Linked DNA regions of Homo sapiens: region 1 is linked to region 2. A link is a loop called in an ENCODE intact Hi-C map of the cell type or tissue named here. Cell type or tissue: adrenal gland. All regions are shown on one strand. Links, peaks and the distances in the headings refer to the core of each region. The heading gives the core; the rest is flanking DNA.

What was found. A loop is a pair of places that touch in the nucleus more often than their neighbours do. Peaks named below come from ENCODE experiments on the same cell type or tissue, not always from the same donor. Only the 100,000 strongest peaks of a DNase experiment are listed, where the experiment ranks them.
Region 1: it touches region 2 in a loop (4-fold over the local background); 35 of 110 quality-filtered maps call a loop at or near these places.

Annotation. Positions count from the first base shown.
Region 1 is chr3:31,765,254-31,773,889 of GRCh38, forward strand. The region is part of intron 4 of OSBPL10 (oxysterol binding protein like 10); the gene reads right to left. Among named protein-coding and RNA genes, the nearest start is that of OSBPL10-AS1, 65 kb to the left of the region's middle. In adrenal gland, for the core only: a CTCF peak has its summit at 3,704 (motif pointing left); a DNase peak (open chromatin) is centred at 3,767.
Region 2 is chr3:30,763,953-30,772,588 of GRCh38, forward strand. All of the region lies in intron 14 of GADL1 (glutamate decarboxylase like 1), which reads right to left. Among named protein-coding and RNA genes, the nearest start is that of GADL1, 130 kb to the right of the region's middle. In adrenal gland, for the core only: a CTCF peak has its summit at 4,958 (motif pointing right); a DNase peak (open chromatin) is centred at 4,949.

The DNA of each region.
Region 1 (8,636 bases), core at 1,621-6,620, 1.0 Mb after region 2:
TCTAGAACCCCTGAGCAAGTGATCTGCCCACCTCAGCCTCCCAAAGTGCTAGGATTACAGCCATGAGTCACTGTGCCCAGCCTCTACTGATGTGTTATGTTACTAATTTGTTAATTTCTCTTGCCCTTACCAGGCTCTCGGTGCCACTTTGTCTCTTCTGTTCACTGTTGTTTCCCCAAACCTAGGACAAGATGTGGCAAACTGTGGGCAAAAAAATATCAGCTGAAAGCATGAGTGAGTGAGTGAATGAATGAATGAATGAATGAATATACAAAGGAGAGCACCCAGGCATCTCTTTGAGAGCTGGGAAGGGGCTGTTCTCCTCCCTTCGGACAGGTAAGAAGATTGGTCTCAATGCCACTATGAGATGGATCCATTTGAACAAAAACAATGTATACACCCAATCTAAGTGACAGCCAGTGGGACTTTAAAATTAGCAAGTGAAAAAGGAGGTACAATACCATTTCTGGGGATAAGTAGGACCAGGTTTGGGTTTTTTTTCTTGCTCTATCAAGACTGAGAAGTTCAGTAGTCAGGGGACAAGGTTTCATATTTTCCTTGTATACCTCCCAGGGTTTAGTTGATCATGGTCACAGAGAAAGTTTAGTAACAAAGAAGTGAAACCACCCACACTCATGCAAGGAGAAGGGGATTTGTTGCATGGATACAGGAAAGAGTGCCCAGAAACTACTTGAAAGAGCTACTCTTTCTTTCCTTCAGAGATATGGCCGTCTCTTATTTCTCTCTATCCCCTGGTCTCTATGGTCGCTGGTTTTCACACCTTTCTCTCCTCTTCTTGCTCAACTCAACTTCCTCCACTTGCAACAAAGCCCAGCAGAGCCGCTGGAGCCAAATCTACCCAATCCTCTAGTTTCTTCTCCTAATTCAGATGAGAGAAAGTGAGTTTACGTTATTGGCTCTGGGTCACATGCCTGCCTGAGCCCACTCAGCTGACACTGGAGATGTGGAAAACAGTGGCCATGTGACACACCATGTGGACACAGATCCCCCACTTCAACATAGGGTCTTCCCTCTGCCCACTGCTCTGTGATGTTTGGCCCAATGTAGTTTTTTTGTTTTTTTGTTTTTTTTTGTTTTTTTTTTGAGACACGGTCTCACTTCATCACCACCCAAGCTAGAGTGCAGTGGCACAATCATTGCTCATTGCAGACTCAACCTCCAGGACTCAGATGATCCTCTGAGCTCAGCTTCCCAAGTAGCTGGGAGTATAGGCTCACACCATGACACCCAGATAATTTTTATTTTGGTAGAGATGGGGTCTCATTATGTTGCCCAGGCTGGTCTTGAACTCCTAGCCTCAAGCAATCTTCCTCCTCAGCCCCTCAAATTGCTGGGATTACAGGTATGAGCCACTGTGCTGGCCCCAGTGTAGAATTCTGACATTCATGAGCTATAAGGATACATACTATTTACAAATACTTTTAAAACTCACTTCACAAGATTTGTAGGTCAACTGGAACATCAGTTAAGGCTTTTATCCAAGACAATTAATCAAATAATGGAGCATTTCTCTAAACTTAATGCTGGCATGACATGAATGCCAGGTTACAAAGCTTCCTGTCAGAGGGCCTGAAAGTGTACTAACTTCTTATAAATGCCTGTGATAAACACCCAGCTGTAACCAAGCCCAGAACACCCCACCTCCTCTTTCTTTCATTTGCAGTACAATCTCATAATGAAAAGCCAATAGAATCTGCCAGGTTATAGAGGAGATTAAAAAGAGATGAGGGCTCAATCCACAGTCCTCTCTAAGCTTAGCCTTTCCCTGGTGATTCCTAAGTCTAGAAAACAACCCAATTAGCTACGTTATACTACTTTTTCATATCAGGTCTGGAGGGCTATACTTTCATTAACTTTGTGGAAATTAAAATTACCACTGAGGAGCTCTGGATTTTGCTACAATATTAGCCAATTCTCTCTTTCAAGAGCCCTCTTGTGTTTTGCTCATGCAGTTGTGATTAAAACAGTTCCCTCTGTTCATGGGAATAAGTTCTTCTCCCACGACCATCACTAAGCCAGTGAGAAAAAAACTCAACTGTGGTCCCTGCAATAACCACTTGGAAAGTACAGGATCTAAAAAATATAATTGTGTGTAATTCTCACAAACGGTGGCTTTGTATCTTGTCCCTGCCTCCTCATAAATACACTACCTACTTGGGCAACATGACACCTCTTGAATTCCTGTCAGGTTACATCTGCCTAGAAAGCTTTTCCTCCCCATCTCTCATGGTCAAAGTCCTACCAGGCTTCCAATGCCCTTCCTCAGTTCTTCATGAAGCCTTCCTTATCTCCCACTTAGAAGTCCCCGTGCCCCAAGTCTCTCAGAGCCCTCCCGTGAGCACTTGCCCTTCTCTTCTGTAAGGCCTTGAGGTCTGGGGAGCAGGCCCATGTCCCCACTCCCATAGCACCTGGCTAGTGCAAGGTGACCCTAATTAAGTGTTAAATGAACCACTGAATGCACCCTTCAGGCTCTGGGTCTAGCCTCAGACTTCAGATTTGTTTCTTCCAGGTGAAAATGCTCTGCTTCAGTTATCACAATTGTGTCAGTAGTCGGGGCTGTCACAAGGCGAACCTCAAAATTTGGGTTCAGCCTGGGAGGTCACATGGGTCGTTGGCTTCATGTAGAAAGGAATTCAAAAGCCAGCCTACAGAGTAAAGTAAAAGCAAGTTTATTAAGAAAGTAAAGGAGTAAAGGATACTCGATAGAGCAGCCCTGAGGACTACTGGTTGGCTATTTTTATGGTTATTTCTTGATCGTGCGCTAAAAAAGAGACAGATTGTTCATGAGTTTTCCGGGAAAGGGGTGGGGAATTCCCAGAACTGAGGGTTCCTCCTCCTTTTAGGCCATATAGGGTAGTTTCCAGACATTGCCATGGTATTTGTAAACTGTCATGGCGCTGGTGGGAGTGTCTCTTAGCATGTTAATGCATTATAATTAGCATATGACCAGTAGTGAGGACCACGAGAGGTCACGTTCATGGCCCCCTTGGTTTTGGTAGGCATCTCTTTTTATCAGGGGAGGTTTTTGCGACCCATACCTTGCAAAACCAGTCCTACCAAACTCCTATCTCAGGGCTGCCCAATTTTTGGCTAATCTGACCATTTATAGAAGGAAAATGCATTTTCTCCTTCAGTTCAGAAAATAATTAGAAATTGTCTCCCTTTAGACTTATCTGTGTACTATTAATTCACCACCTTTAAACGAAGCTTTTAGAAAATGTGTAATATTAGTACTCTTGCAGATATTTTTTCAGATTTCCCAGATGTAAAATAAACACATGTAATTCTTTCCACACTACAACATAAATACATATTTCACTCCAGGGATAAATTGGCCTATGTTCATGTAAATTTAGTAGCAATAAAAGGTAACCGGCAGCCTGAGGAAATGCTCACTGGCTCCCTTCCTAGGCTTCTGACTGTATACTTCACCCTCTGTGCCACCCCAACGCATCAGGAACCCAAACCTACATACACCTCTAAACAAGGCAATTCCTCTAGTTAAAACAATAATATTGCTTCGAATTGAAATATATGCTAGATTTTAATCAAGCTCCATTTATTTCACAAACAATTTCCTCAGCATTCACATTGGGTAGGTATTACCCCTTAAAGGGTCTTAGAGCTCTGAAAAGTTAATCTGAAGAACAATGACCATTTTTGCCCATTCCATTGCTGCCCCCTGCTGACAAAAGAATGGACACCTTTGGCAGACACTGCACTTTCCTGAGAAGACGGCAGCCGCGGAAAAATAAGCCAACTGAACTACTGAGTGCCAAGCCCCATGGAAAATAAGAAAGGGGCCCTTAAGAAGTGGTACCCAAATGGTCTTAAGAATGAACAGAGGAGACAAAACATGCAAGCATGAAATAATCAAAGAACAGACGGCTGGGCACGGTGGCTCAAGCCTGTAATCCCAGCACTTTGGGAGGCCGAGGCGGGCAGATCACCTGAGGTCGAGAGTTTGAGACCAGCCTGACCAACATGGAGAAACCCCGTCTCTACTAAAAAACACAAAAAATTAGCCAGGTGTGGTGGTGCACACCTGTAATCCCAGCTACTCTGGATGCTGAATCAGCAGAATTGTTTGAACCCGGGAGACAGAGGTTGCAGTGAGCCGAGATCACGCCACTGCACTCCAGCCTGGGCAACAAGAGCAAAACTCCATCTCAAAAAAAAAAAAACAAAAAAAAAACAAAAAAAAACAGAATAAAAATATATTTTATTAAAAATATATTTTTATATTATAACTCATTATAAAAATATATTTTATTAAAAATATATTTTTATATTATAACTCATTATAAAAATATATTTTATTAAAAATATATTTTTATATTATAACTCATTATAAAAATATATGAGTTAGACTGTAGCTGTGCAGACTACAGGATTTGGGAAAAGGAGAGGCAGATGAAGATGGAGACGCCATATAGGCTGTCAGTTCCCAACCTTTTCACCACTAAGGAACCCCACCTCACCCACTTCTTGCTTTCAGTTATTTGTCTACATAAGAAAACCAGATTTCCCAGCAAATGCTCACTTAACTCCAGCCAAGAGCAAAGAAACAGATAACTGCTTGATTGTAGGTATTTTTAAATGGTGAAAATAGTTCATGGATCCCCTAAGAAGGTTCTGAAATCTATGGACCCTGCAATGCCATCTCAATGGGTTTTTCAAGGGGTTTGGGAATATCCACAAAATATATTTGATGACAAGGTTCTGCCTGTACCTAGAAGCATTTTCCTCCTAAGGAAAGAGTCCTTGACTTTCATTAGATTCTCAAAGAAACTTGTGGTCAAAGATAAAGCAATCAATAAAAAAACCAAAACTTGTAGTCTCAGGGATGTCAGGCAAGGGACTACTGATACAGATAAAGAGAAAAGGTGCAGGGAGCATTTTCCCATTTCTGTCCTGAGAGGCTAATGTTCAGGTTTAAACTGAATTTTAAAATGCCTATTTTTCCTTTCCTCTGGAAAAAAGTTGGGGGACGGGGGTTATACCAACTCTACAATGCTGTTAATGCCATATCATTCCCCATCAACAATTTCAAAGATTAAAAAATAATCGACCCAAATAGCCCATTTCTTAAGCATTTATCCTGTGTGGTCTGTTCTCCTTGATGAACAGGTCATCTCTGTTTGTAAAGCTGGTTTGAGAAACAGGAGTCCATTGTCTGACACTTGCTATGTTTACTATCAGCTAAAATGCCTGTAGGAACTAATTTTGAGGCCTGGCACGGTGGCTCACGCCTATAATCTCAACACTTTGGGAGGCCGAGGTGGGTGGATCATCTGAGCTCAGGAGTTCGAGACCAGCCTGACCAACATGGAGAAACCCCATCTCTACTAAAAATACAAAATTAGCCGGGCATGGAGGTGCATGCCTGTAATCCCAGCTACTTGGGAGGCTGAGGCAGGAGAATCGCTTGAACCCAGGAGGCGGAGGTTGCGGTGAACCAAGATCGCGTCATTGCACTCCAGCCTGGGCAACAAGGGCAAAACTCTGTCTCAAAAAAAAAGAAGGGAACTAGTTTTGAGCTCAGCTTCACGGAAAACTAACAATACATAATAAAATACGAGAAAATACAAGCTCCTACTCAGTTAATTTGTTTACTGGTCGAGGGAGCACCCCATTCTCCCCATTCTAGGAAGTGGCACAGTTTAGTGTCTAGGAGTGTAGGCTGAGGACACCACTTATTAACTGTAATCTTGGGCATGTTTAATCTTCCTTGGCCTCAGTTTCCTTACCTGTAAAATGGGGCTCACAATAGTTCTCATCACATAGGCTTATCATGAGGAATGAATCAGTCCATATACGTGAATCACTCAGAAATGCTGCTAATACACAGCAAGTGTTACGTAAGTGTTTGTGTCTGTTGCTGTCCCTGCTACTACCAGTTATTACCCTGAAGGTTAAATGAGATTACACTCAGAGTGCTTAAAACAGTGACAGGCATGTAGGAAACACTGAATAAATGTTATCACAGATACAGAATTTCTATGCTATTGTGGCAGGCCAGGTCTAACTAACAGCTGAACAGGCAGGCCTCCATGACAACTGTTTCAGCACTAACTGAGTGGGTAAGTTCAATATTAAAAGCTGATAGAGCCAGTGTCCTTATGCAAAGGCTGGAATGTCACAAACACCCACCAAGAGTTTTGCCCAGGCCTTTCCTTGGCTTTGAAGCATGACAAGATAAAGAAGGAATTATTAACAGGACCCATTTAGGATTAAATGAGTTTTATTGGGGGTCTGAAGGAACTCCCCAGACCTCCACAAACAAGTTTTATTGGGGTATAAAGGAACTCCCCAAACCTCCATGATTTAGCAGGAGACAAGACAAAGGTAATCACCCCTGTCACCTGGACCCATCTAGATTAAGTAAATTTACTAAGGCTCCAGAGGAAGGTCTTCAGGACTCGGACCTTAATCACTCATGTCTTTAGATGAATGCACACTTACATGTCGACATATAGCTTAGAAGGTATATACGCTCTGGAAAACTTCGTAATTTTGAGTTGGTCTGACGATATTTTCCCGGCCTTCTCCCTATAACCCGTTACAGAAATCAACTCTCTTCTTTCTCAGTTCCTCTGCATCTTGTTATTGGGCCGCAAGAATAAGCAGCCCAACCCTCAGTTTGGTCCGGGAACACTATGTCATTTTAGCCAGACATCATGAAACATGTTCATTTAAGAAACAATAGATTCAGTGTAAAACATATTACACTTCTCTTGCAGAATCATTTGCCTAGCAGATTTTTTTTAAGTCACCAAATCAGTTACAGCTGATTCTCATTATGCACAGTAGTTATGTTCTATTAAAGTCTCCACAAACACTGAATTAGACAATACTAAACGTTTGCTCCTAGGGAAATACAGGGTTAGGTTACCCCGAACCTCTGGTCACAACATTTTTATCAACCAAAATGCCATTAGCTTTATACAGGTTCAACTGCCAAGGTCCTTATAAAATAAGCCAGTTTTATTAGTATTGAAAACCAGCCGTTCCACATAACCCCTTTCCTTTTTAACATTTAGCAGGTACAGTCAATCCTCATTATTCACAGTTCTGCTTCAAAAAGTCACCACAAATGGTGAATGAGCAAATACTCAACCATTGGGGAAATGTATGTGTGGGTGTTTCTCACAAAGACTATAATCTTAAATGCAAAAACAACTCATCTTGGTGGATTTTATTTTCCATTTTACCAAAGAGAAAATGAGGCCCAAAAGTGGTAAGCCGTTTGCCTGAGGCCACATCAGTAACAGGTGCCAGCACTGGGATTTGAACCCCCTCCAAGGGGCCCCAGAGCTGAGCTTCTTCCACTGCACTGCACTGCCCCTGCCGTCTCTATCCTCTGGTCATCTCCGCATGAAGCTGAAACAAGAAGGCAAAGCCCTGCCTTGTTTGCCCTCTCTGGGAACATGTGCATCCAGAAACACAGTTTTCACCATTCTGTGTGTCTGGAAATGACCACAAAAGCACTGCAAGTATCAATGAAGTTATAAATACATGTTAGGAAGTAGGAGAATTTGCAAATACAGAATCTGTAATGAGGATAGACTGTATTTTTAAAATTCTTTCTCAGATTCTTGATTCTCGGAACCTTCCTCTTCTGTAAATGTAACACTTTTCATGTCATATCGCCTTTCAAAACGTGCAAGCCAGCACTAGCCAAGAAGGGTTTCACATTTCCTGATCCTGGGTAACGTGACCAAACTTTTTTTTTTTTTTTTGGCTTTCAGTCCCATAATGCTGTCCACTATGCTTTAAACAAACAAACTGACAAATAAATAAATAAAAAGTCATCTCTTGAATCCACAAATGTAGCTGTTTTCTATTTTTCCCAAAGTTTCATATGCACTATAGATGTTACTTTAGCACTTTCCAGAGTGGCCTCACATACAGATTGGCAAATTTCCTCTTCCTTTTTTGGATGTACTACATTTTGATTCATTAACATAGAACTCACAGCCAGCTGCACTATAACTCACACGAGCATATCTGACATAAATATTTTCTCTGTAAGGCACATCACAACCTTCCTGCACTCGTCAGCACTACGCCTGGGGGACATTTAAAACAGCAAAATCACCAAGAAAATGCCCAAACATGCAAAAACTGTAAAATGGGGCTCACAATAGTTCTCATCACATAGGCTTATGAGGAATGAATTTGTTAATAAATGTGAATCACTTAGAAATGTTGCTAACACACAGCAAGTGTTACATGTTTGTGCCTATCGTTGTCCCTGCCACACTGACATTTGAAGAAATGAGGGTTGTGGTTGTACAAAAGGTCCCATATTATGGATCTGATTGTCCTTTATGGTGGTGGTTTACTTGCTTCTCCATCCCCTGTATTTTCTGCAAACCAGAAGGTAGGTCTAAAGGTCTGATTCGATTTGGAATAGGAATACTCATGAGTGTGGCTGAGAATGTCATGCTTCATCATGCAGTAGGCACATCAAGTTGTCCCACAGTAGTGACACTCAGTCAGAGACTCGAGTGCAGTGCACACTGCCTGGCATCTCTCTTGAAAGCTTTGTTTTCTCTCATGTAATTAGCAGGTAATCTTTCATACATTACAAATATACATAAAGGCCAGGC
Region 2 (8,636 bases), core at 1,896-6,895:
TCCCATTGACTTTTTTCTTAACAAAGAATAAAATACATAAAATATTTCTACTAAACAAACCTCAAATCTCTAAATGAGGATACAGGATTTAAAATACTCCGTAATTTGGTCAGAATAGCATAGAAAGTTTTAACATTCATAAAAATGCAAATGTACATTATATATACTTATGTTTATTAAATATATTAACGCTTTACTGAAGTGATTTTATACTTAAAGTTTTTCAAAACTTAGTTCTTAAGTAACTGAGGACATGAAGAAAAATTCTCTTAAGAGATTTTTAGATCCGAGTCATTTTCCCTACTCAAATTTGTAAGAAGATACACAGTAGAAACTAATTTCTAAGACATGATCTGATAGATTCTGGTGTGTAGACTCTAAGAGAAACCATGCAAAATTTGTTAGATTACACTTAAAACATAATTCTCTTGAGTTATGTAACTCATAAGAAAAGCGAAACTACAAGACTCCAGTGCATTATAAACTGAATCAAACTGAGCTTTTTTTCCTGTAAAAATGGAAGTAGAGCCAAGTGTAGTTACATTTTCTTTCCAACTCTTTCGTACTACTTGGTCCCTTGTTATTTTTCTAAGCCCCTTGCTGAGCATTTTATTAGAGGAAATCACTCGAGAAGCATGTCCCAAGCACCAAGAACAGTGGAACACAATAGATGCTCAATAAATATATTGTTTGAGTAGGCAAGTTCCCATGTGAATTCTCTGATCATCTTACACTTAAGAATTGTTAACTCACATGATAGACATGATTAGTACCAAACTAAACTGCCACAGTATTCTAGTCCACCTCGGTATACTTCAGTGTCGGCTCACCCCAGGTTGTACTGACAATCTCCATTCGGAATTAGGCAAGTGATATTACAGTTGACTAAAGCAAGCTCTGCTGTGGCACTGCCAACATTTGAATTATCCCTACCTACCCCTAAAACAGTGAGGCACTACCATTTCTAGAACATCCTGCAAAGAGGGGGGACATTTTCATAAGAAACAGCATAATCCAAGGACAGATTGCAGGAAAAGTCTGACAATGCAGGTTTAGCCATCTGTAGTCACAACTGCAAATTGACTTTTTCCTTCCGAACTGATGATTTGACCAGCAGAACCAAAACTAAATAGCAACTTACAACACTAACTGCTAGATTTACGCAAGACAGAGGTAGTTCCCTCAAAGGCAACATTAGAAGAGCCATCAAAATGTTCATCTCCCCTAACATGTCTTCCTTAAGCTGTCCTTATCCCGAATTCCCCACATGGATCACCACTCATAAGAAGTGGTGGCTCTCGGCTCTTCCTGCACATCAAAAGCCAGATAAAAATATGATCCTAGGTTTTTACTGCAGACCAACTCACACTTTCAGGATGAGTAGTCATATTCTGTAAAACTACAGGTGGGATAATGGACAAAGAACAAACCATGATGTCTTCAGGAAGCCACAATAAGCATATAAGTTGCCCAAATGAAGTTCATGCCTTATTTTGCTGAATGAATCAATAAATTATTTTCTATGCATCTACTATGTGATAACATTGTGAAAACATACAAGGACAATCAACCCCATTATTAAACATTCAGTACCAGGGCTTGCTTCATGGGTGTGCAACCTGTGCAGCTGAACAAGGCCCTGCCCTCAGAAGGGCATGCTTGGTTTAATGCTCAGCTGTCAGCATCTTAAAACTCTGGGTAATTTTGAAACAAGGAGCCCCACATTTTTATTTTGCATGAGTTTTTGTACTAGCCAGGCTTGGAAGGGTTGAAACTCAAATATGACCCTAATGTGACACATTGTCCCCACCTTCATCTCCCCTGCAATCTACTGTATCATAGGGGAATTGTAATGCATCATCCCTATGCTTAAAATTCATCAGCCATTTTCTCCTATGCATTGCATAATTTGTCTGTTTCTCTCGCCTCTAGCTTGACATAATCTTTCCCAACTCCCCTCCCAAATATTGCTTTATTATCGTAACTGGCAAGACGGGAAGAAAATGTGTCATAAGAGTATATGAAAAGGGGTACTCATGCTCAGGTGCCAGGAAATAAGTCTTGGGAAAGCTGAGAGGCTGACCTTCTAATTTTAAATTGGAGTCAGACATAAAAATTGACTGTATTGGTTAAATGATATTGGTTAAAAGTTATAAATGGCTTACAAAAGACTGCATCATTCCCCATTCAGAGGAAGAAACAAGTATATATCTGAGGCCTCCAGGAGGAAATTGAACATGGGGCACCAAGAATGAAGAGGTGGTAGAATATAGGCACAAGGCATCAGGGATGAAAGCAGAGAGAAAATACTAGGAGGTAGGAATGCTAAATTCACTCTCATTAACCCTGAGCATCAGGGATGTCTTGAAGATGTGCAACCAGCACAGTCACACAAGCTCCTGAGCTGACAAGGGGCCCCATGCTTGGTAATGCTCTACTGTGGCCATCTTGAAATTTTTAGTAGTTTCTGGAAAAGGAACCCCACATTTACTTCACATCAGGCTCTGCAAATTATGTAGCCTGTCCCACTTAGCACTATGTGAAGTGGTTTACATGTACTATCCTATTTAGTCCCTGAAAATCCATAACATATCATTACTGTGATTTTTTTTCTCTTAATGAGGAAACAGGTATGGAGTGGTAATGTACTGTACCAAAAGGCACACCACAAAGATGAAGCCAGAACTTTCATCCAGGTTTTTCTGACTGCCAAGCCAGTGTGTTTTTGATGACAGTGATAGGCTGGCTTTCCAAGTAAAGACAGGAGAGAGCAGGTGGCTCAGTCAGCTAGACTGCAGGGGACATAAATAGGATTAGCAGAGGACAAGGTAAGAAGGTTGAGTAAATCAGATCACTGTAGTCCCTGAATGATCATAGACTTTCCTATGGGACAAGGGGGGAAACATGAGTGACATATTGAGAGTTGGACTTTAGGAAGTCTATTATTGTGATAGTGTTAAGGTATTTTGTTAAGCAAACAAAAAGGCATGGAGAAGATATCTGGGGCTCATATAGTCCTTCAAATATGAGGTAACAGGATGAATAATAATGAAAGCTAATGTTTATCAAGCATTTACTCTGTGCCAGGCACTATTCTAAGCACTTTGGTATAATGCTTAAATACTGTAATCCCCATCAAAGTTCTGTGAGGTGCAGGTAGTTTTTAAATATCCTCCTGTTATTGATGGAAAAAATGAAAAGGAAAGCAAGTTTCAGTAACTTGTTCATGGTCATGCAGCCAGTGAGTGGCAGAGGCATTATTTACTTCAGAATCAGTGATTTAATCTTCAATAAGAATATTTAAAAGATGCCCTTTTTAACTTAAAGAGTTCTAAAACATATAAAAATGAAAAATATTAAAGAATGCTATTTTACAAAAGATCCAGGAGGATAGAGTATTAGCAGATTTGAGAACCTATCGTAAAGGAAAGCCATTTAAATCCTTTGGTTCTTGGCACAAAAACAGAAACGCAGATCAATAGAACAGATTGGAAAACTGAAATAGTTTTTAAAATTGTAACATAAGACCCCATAATAAAGTGTTAGGAGGAATTAATTAGAAAAACTTGATAATACTTTGAGGAAATGATCAGGTTAGATTCATACTTTGCATGATACACTAAAATAACTTCTACATGGATTAAGGATTTAAATACAAAAAATTGAATGACAGTAAAGCCAGCAGGAGATGGAATAGAATATCAGGTTTATAAGAAAACAGTAACTTCAGCTTTGAAGCAGTGGAATAAATTATGAAGGAAAAGATTGACAGATTTGAATACATAAAAAATTTAAAACTTGCTGTTTTTTCATCGTACAGAAGACTAAATACAAAGGATATTATTACTGAAGGCCATATTTGCATTCCATGCTACAAAGACAGCTTTAAAACCCAAACCATGTTACCCTTATTCAAATTTATAAGGAAAAACATCAGATCTCAAAATATAAATACTTAAAATATGAAAAAAATGAATACACTGACAATCAGTAAAGAGAAATTGTTCAGCCTACCAACAATTAATAAATATGTGCAAAATAAACTTGAGATAGGATTTTTTACCTTCTAAATAACTCCCCATACCCCCCCCCCCCTTATCCTTATAACACCCAATGTTAGTTAGATTGAAGCTTGTGTACTCATTCCTTACTGCTGGCATTGCAAATGTATACAGACTTCTTAAAAATTAGTAATACAAAGCTAATCAGGCTCAAAGCTGCATGAGTTTTTTCAGGCAGCAATTACATTTTGAGCACTTTATCGTCTGGAAATAATAGCAAAAGCAGATGTGAGCAAAAGATGTTCATCTGTTATTGTTTACAATAGCAAAACCCTGGAAACCTAAATGCCCCAAATTGAGAATGGTTTTATAAATTATGAGAAGGGACTACTTGTTATAGAGGGCAAGCCATTTGAAGATTTTTATTTTCAGGAGTTTGGTCCAAAGGGATGAGGAAAGAGACAGTGAAGTAGCTTGAGGGGAAAACATTAAGGAAAAATTGTCATTTATTTCATTGAAGCCTTGGACATATTTATCAATTGAGGGGGAACAAGATATTAGAGGAAATAAGAATGAAATTTTGAGAAGGAGAAGAGGGGGAGAGAGAAGGGGTGGGGAGGGGGAGGAGAGGCGGAGAAGGAAGAGTGGCGAGACTGGAGGTGCAAAGACCTCTGAGGCACAAAGAAGCCTCAAAGGCAAATGTGGAAAAGTTTGCTTTGGAGAAGGGATGTGACTTCCTCTGAGATAAAGATGAAGAAAGAAACATTTGAAGTGAAGAGAAGGAACAATTTGATCTCTGAGAATTTGACTTAGGTGAGTCTTTCTTGGTCTGGCAGAACCGGATACCCTGACACCTGTGATGCTGTAACTCTATAACATTTTCACAGCATTTGTTCACTCCGCATTTAGTGTGTCATTTTCCAGCTGTGAACGAAAACATGAGCAAAAGTGCCACCAGGGGGCAGGCTGGGCACTGGCAAAAGCACTTCAAAGAGACCATGGAAAAAGTCTTTTCCTTTCAGCCCAGGGGTCTATTCTTTGTTTTTGCAACAACAAACTGCATCAAGTCCAGAGCATTTTCCTTAATGGTTGTGTTGTGGGTATGGATTTTGCTCCATGAACTCAAGTGTGCAAGAAATGTCACAGTACTGTACTTTATTTTCTCTAAATAAAATTAAATTCAACTGCAAGCCACCATCCTAGGCAAGGCTGAAAGTCACTCAGTCATTATTACAGCTCCCACAGCCCCAAAGCATTCTGTAGAGATGAGGATCTTATTCAGTGCTCGTATTTAGGTCATCGGTCCATCCAGCGACTAGTGAAATACTTATGACCTGAACCAACATGATGTCTTGGTACATGGTGACAGTGCTGTATCCTTATCTGTTAGGATAGGGGCAGAAGTTCCAATGTCTGGAACGTATGCACACACGCACACACACACACCCAGATACCTCCTTAGGTTACGCAAAGAGGGAAGCTGAGGATGATTCCTATCTGTAGAAATTGTCTCCTGTACCCTCTTCTGGCTTGAGGGAAATTCCTCCTGCTTCCCCCCTGTGCCTGCCTCTTTGTCTCCTCTATGGTCTAATCATGGGCCAGCTTAGGCTACAAAGAACATCTAGGAAGATAGACATCTTCAGAACACACAAACTTCAGGAGAGGCATTGAAGCCCAGAGGCCCCATCTAGTTCTTGGAATCCGGAAAGGAGAAAACACAAGATCAAAATGCACCCACACCCATATGTCTAAACTGTGTTGCCACATTTGCCACAAGGTCACCGTCCTTAAAACACCCACTACTTGACAGATCTGACAGTATGAGACCGTTATCTTCTAGTAGATGAGAGAGCTCAAGCATCCCTCAGTCGATAGTGGGCCAATCCCAGAACTGCTGCCATGGAGGAGCAAAGATGAAGGGACAAACTCTCATCTCAAGGAGCTTCCAGTGACACACAGGTAATCAAGGACTGACGAATTTAGGTAAGATATTACACATTTCTAAATCACTTACCAATATTGAAAACATTAAAAACAAAGGGTTCACGTAATCATCTGTGTATTATCTAGCTTCTCTTAAAAATAAGACCCGGCAACCCTGGCCTGCATTCCTGCATGGCAGTCATGATTAGGAGCTGAGTAGAGGTTGTTCCCTTTAGCTGGGACCAATATACTTCAGTGTATCACAGTCCCCATCACTCCCTACTATGTTATGCTCAGGCTCCTCTCATTTATGCTACTTGTCTAGCTTCTATACGTACTTGGGTTTGCAACTCGACTGAGTAAACCAAATAAAATCAGAGACACAGTGGTAAGTGGCCTATAAGCATTAATTAAGCTTCTGCCTTTCCTCGATGTTCACTCTGATATACTTGGGAATTCAGAATTATTTCACGTAGACCTTACACGAACAGACGCTAAAGAAACAGACTTAAATGATAAACTTGGCTCATGTGCAAATGTTACACAGAAAGCCAGTGGCACTCCGTACAGAGAATAGTATACTCATGCCTCATGTATGTGTGCAGAACAATAGATGTTCATGAAATGCAGATTTAGCTGTGTTCCTTGGCCTCATCTCCCATGACTGTCATCGAGGGTGCCCAGTGGATCAGTAGGTCACAAGTGAACAAGTGTTTACTGTTAGCTGTGGGTGGCCACTCCCACAAAAATTCCTGAGAACTGGTCTCATCCTAACCTCAGGCCCATGAGCTCAGAGAACTGGTCTCATCCTGACCTCAGGCCCGTGAGCTCAGCCTCAGCCTGCAGAAATGCCAGCTTCATTCTTTATTTTAATTTTCAAGAGATAGGCTAAACTCAGAACTTATGCCACAATAAATTAGAACAATCCAACAGAAACAAGAGAAGAGAGGCTGTTAAGCTCAAGGAAAGAAAAAAAAATTTATAATGAGGACATCTGTACTTATCTGGCTTTTCTGGAGAGTTCAAGTTACTATCCACAAAACACATCTATGAAAATGTTTAGACCACAAAACAATATATTAATCAGCAAATAAGCAAAGTAATAACAAATTTTATGCGTTGAAAGATGCTATTAAATACAAAGGAAAACTCATCATGAACTTCCCGTTAAACATGCGCATACAACAAGAATTTTATTGGAACTTTTTGTTGGTTGGAATTGTATAAATCCAGTGGAGTATATTTAGAAAGACAATAATTAACTAGAAAAGAGATTGAGCATAAAAGCGAGAAAAGCACTGAGTATTCCCTGCCCTTCAGCTGAAGGAACACTCCAGCTTCTTCAGCTGATTGCTGAAGCTGGCCATAATTATCAGAAGTACCTAAGTGGCTTCTTGACCCTTAGTTGCAGAATGGCATAAGAACAAAACTGATAACCATTAGAATGCATGACAAATTGTACATAATATCTCTACCTGACAGAATACTTAAAACAACATTTTATCTTAGGTTTTAATGGTTTGGGGAAAGAGCATACGGTATCTACAAAATTCAGGACATTCATTAGTTAAGCATTCTTGAAATCTACAATGCCAGCCACTATCCAAGTAAGGGGAGCCTCTTAAGTCACATTTAGAGCTATTTTCTTTAAAAGGCACTTTGATATTAGACTCTTTAAACATAAATTTTAAAGTACAGCTTGAAAGCGAGTGATAACTACTAGGAAACAGGATTTTTGAAGGATATACTATAAATTCTGTAGCATAAGGTTTAAAAAAGAACCTCATCTTTGAACATTTTTTAAAGTGCTGCACCTTTAAAGACACAGGTGCTTTTAGTTCACAGTCCAAAAATGAGTGACTGAATATACTAATGTCAAAGACAATGACAAAATCAGAGTTCTGAAAAATACACAGCTTTCAATTAATTTGTGAACATGTGTGCATGTGTGTATGCATATCTACAAGTCCCTAAGAGATCAGGAGACGTTATACACAGGATTGCTGTTATTTCTAGCCGCTCCTAAGTCCAGATATTAGACATGCAAAAAGACATTCAGGAAATAAATGGGGCAAGGAAAGAGATACTGAAGCCCTCCCTAAAATCCAAAGCAGCAGCCTGTGTAGATGTCTTCACTGTGAGGTTTCCACGGAAGCACATCACCCTACTCAGATTATGCAGTCTCATCTTCAAGTGCCGTTAATCAGAAACCTGCCAGGGAGAATACTAAACTCTTTCTAAAGATATCTGGAATATCATCAAGTTTTATCACCAAACAATAAAACAAACCCGTCAAGTAGATTTTAAGATTTATTTCTCCTCTACTATTAAGGAGAAAGGAGCCTGTTATAAATGACTAACATTAGTCACAAATCTGCAGGTCAGCAAATGGAAAAAATTGAAATAACCATACATGAATACGAAAAGACAGCTTGTTAATTACTTTTAAGAACGTAAATTGTGTTGGCATAGTGTACTTATTTATGAAATATTGACAAAATAAGAAATATTCTACATCAGAATACTGAGTAATGATGGGGCAAAACAAACTAGTGGAATTTTCAATTACATTCTCTGGGGTCTAACATTTCCCATCTTATCTTTGCATTCTATCCTCAACTTTCTCATCCTCAATATCTGACCACTATAAGGCAGCTTCAGAAGAAGCAAAGATACAAACTTATTTCAGGAAGTTACTTTAGAAAGCAAAGT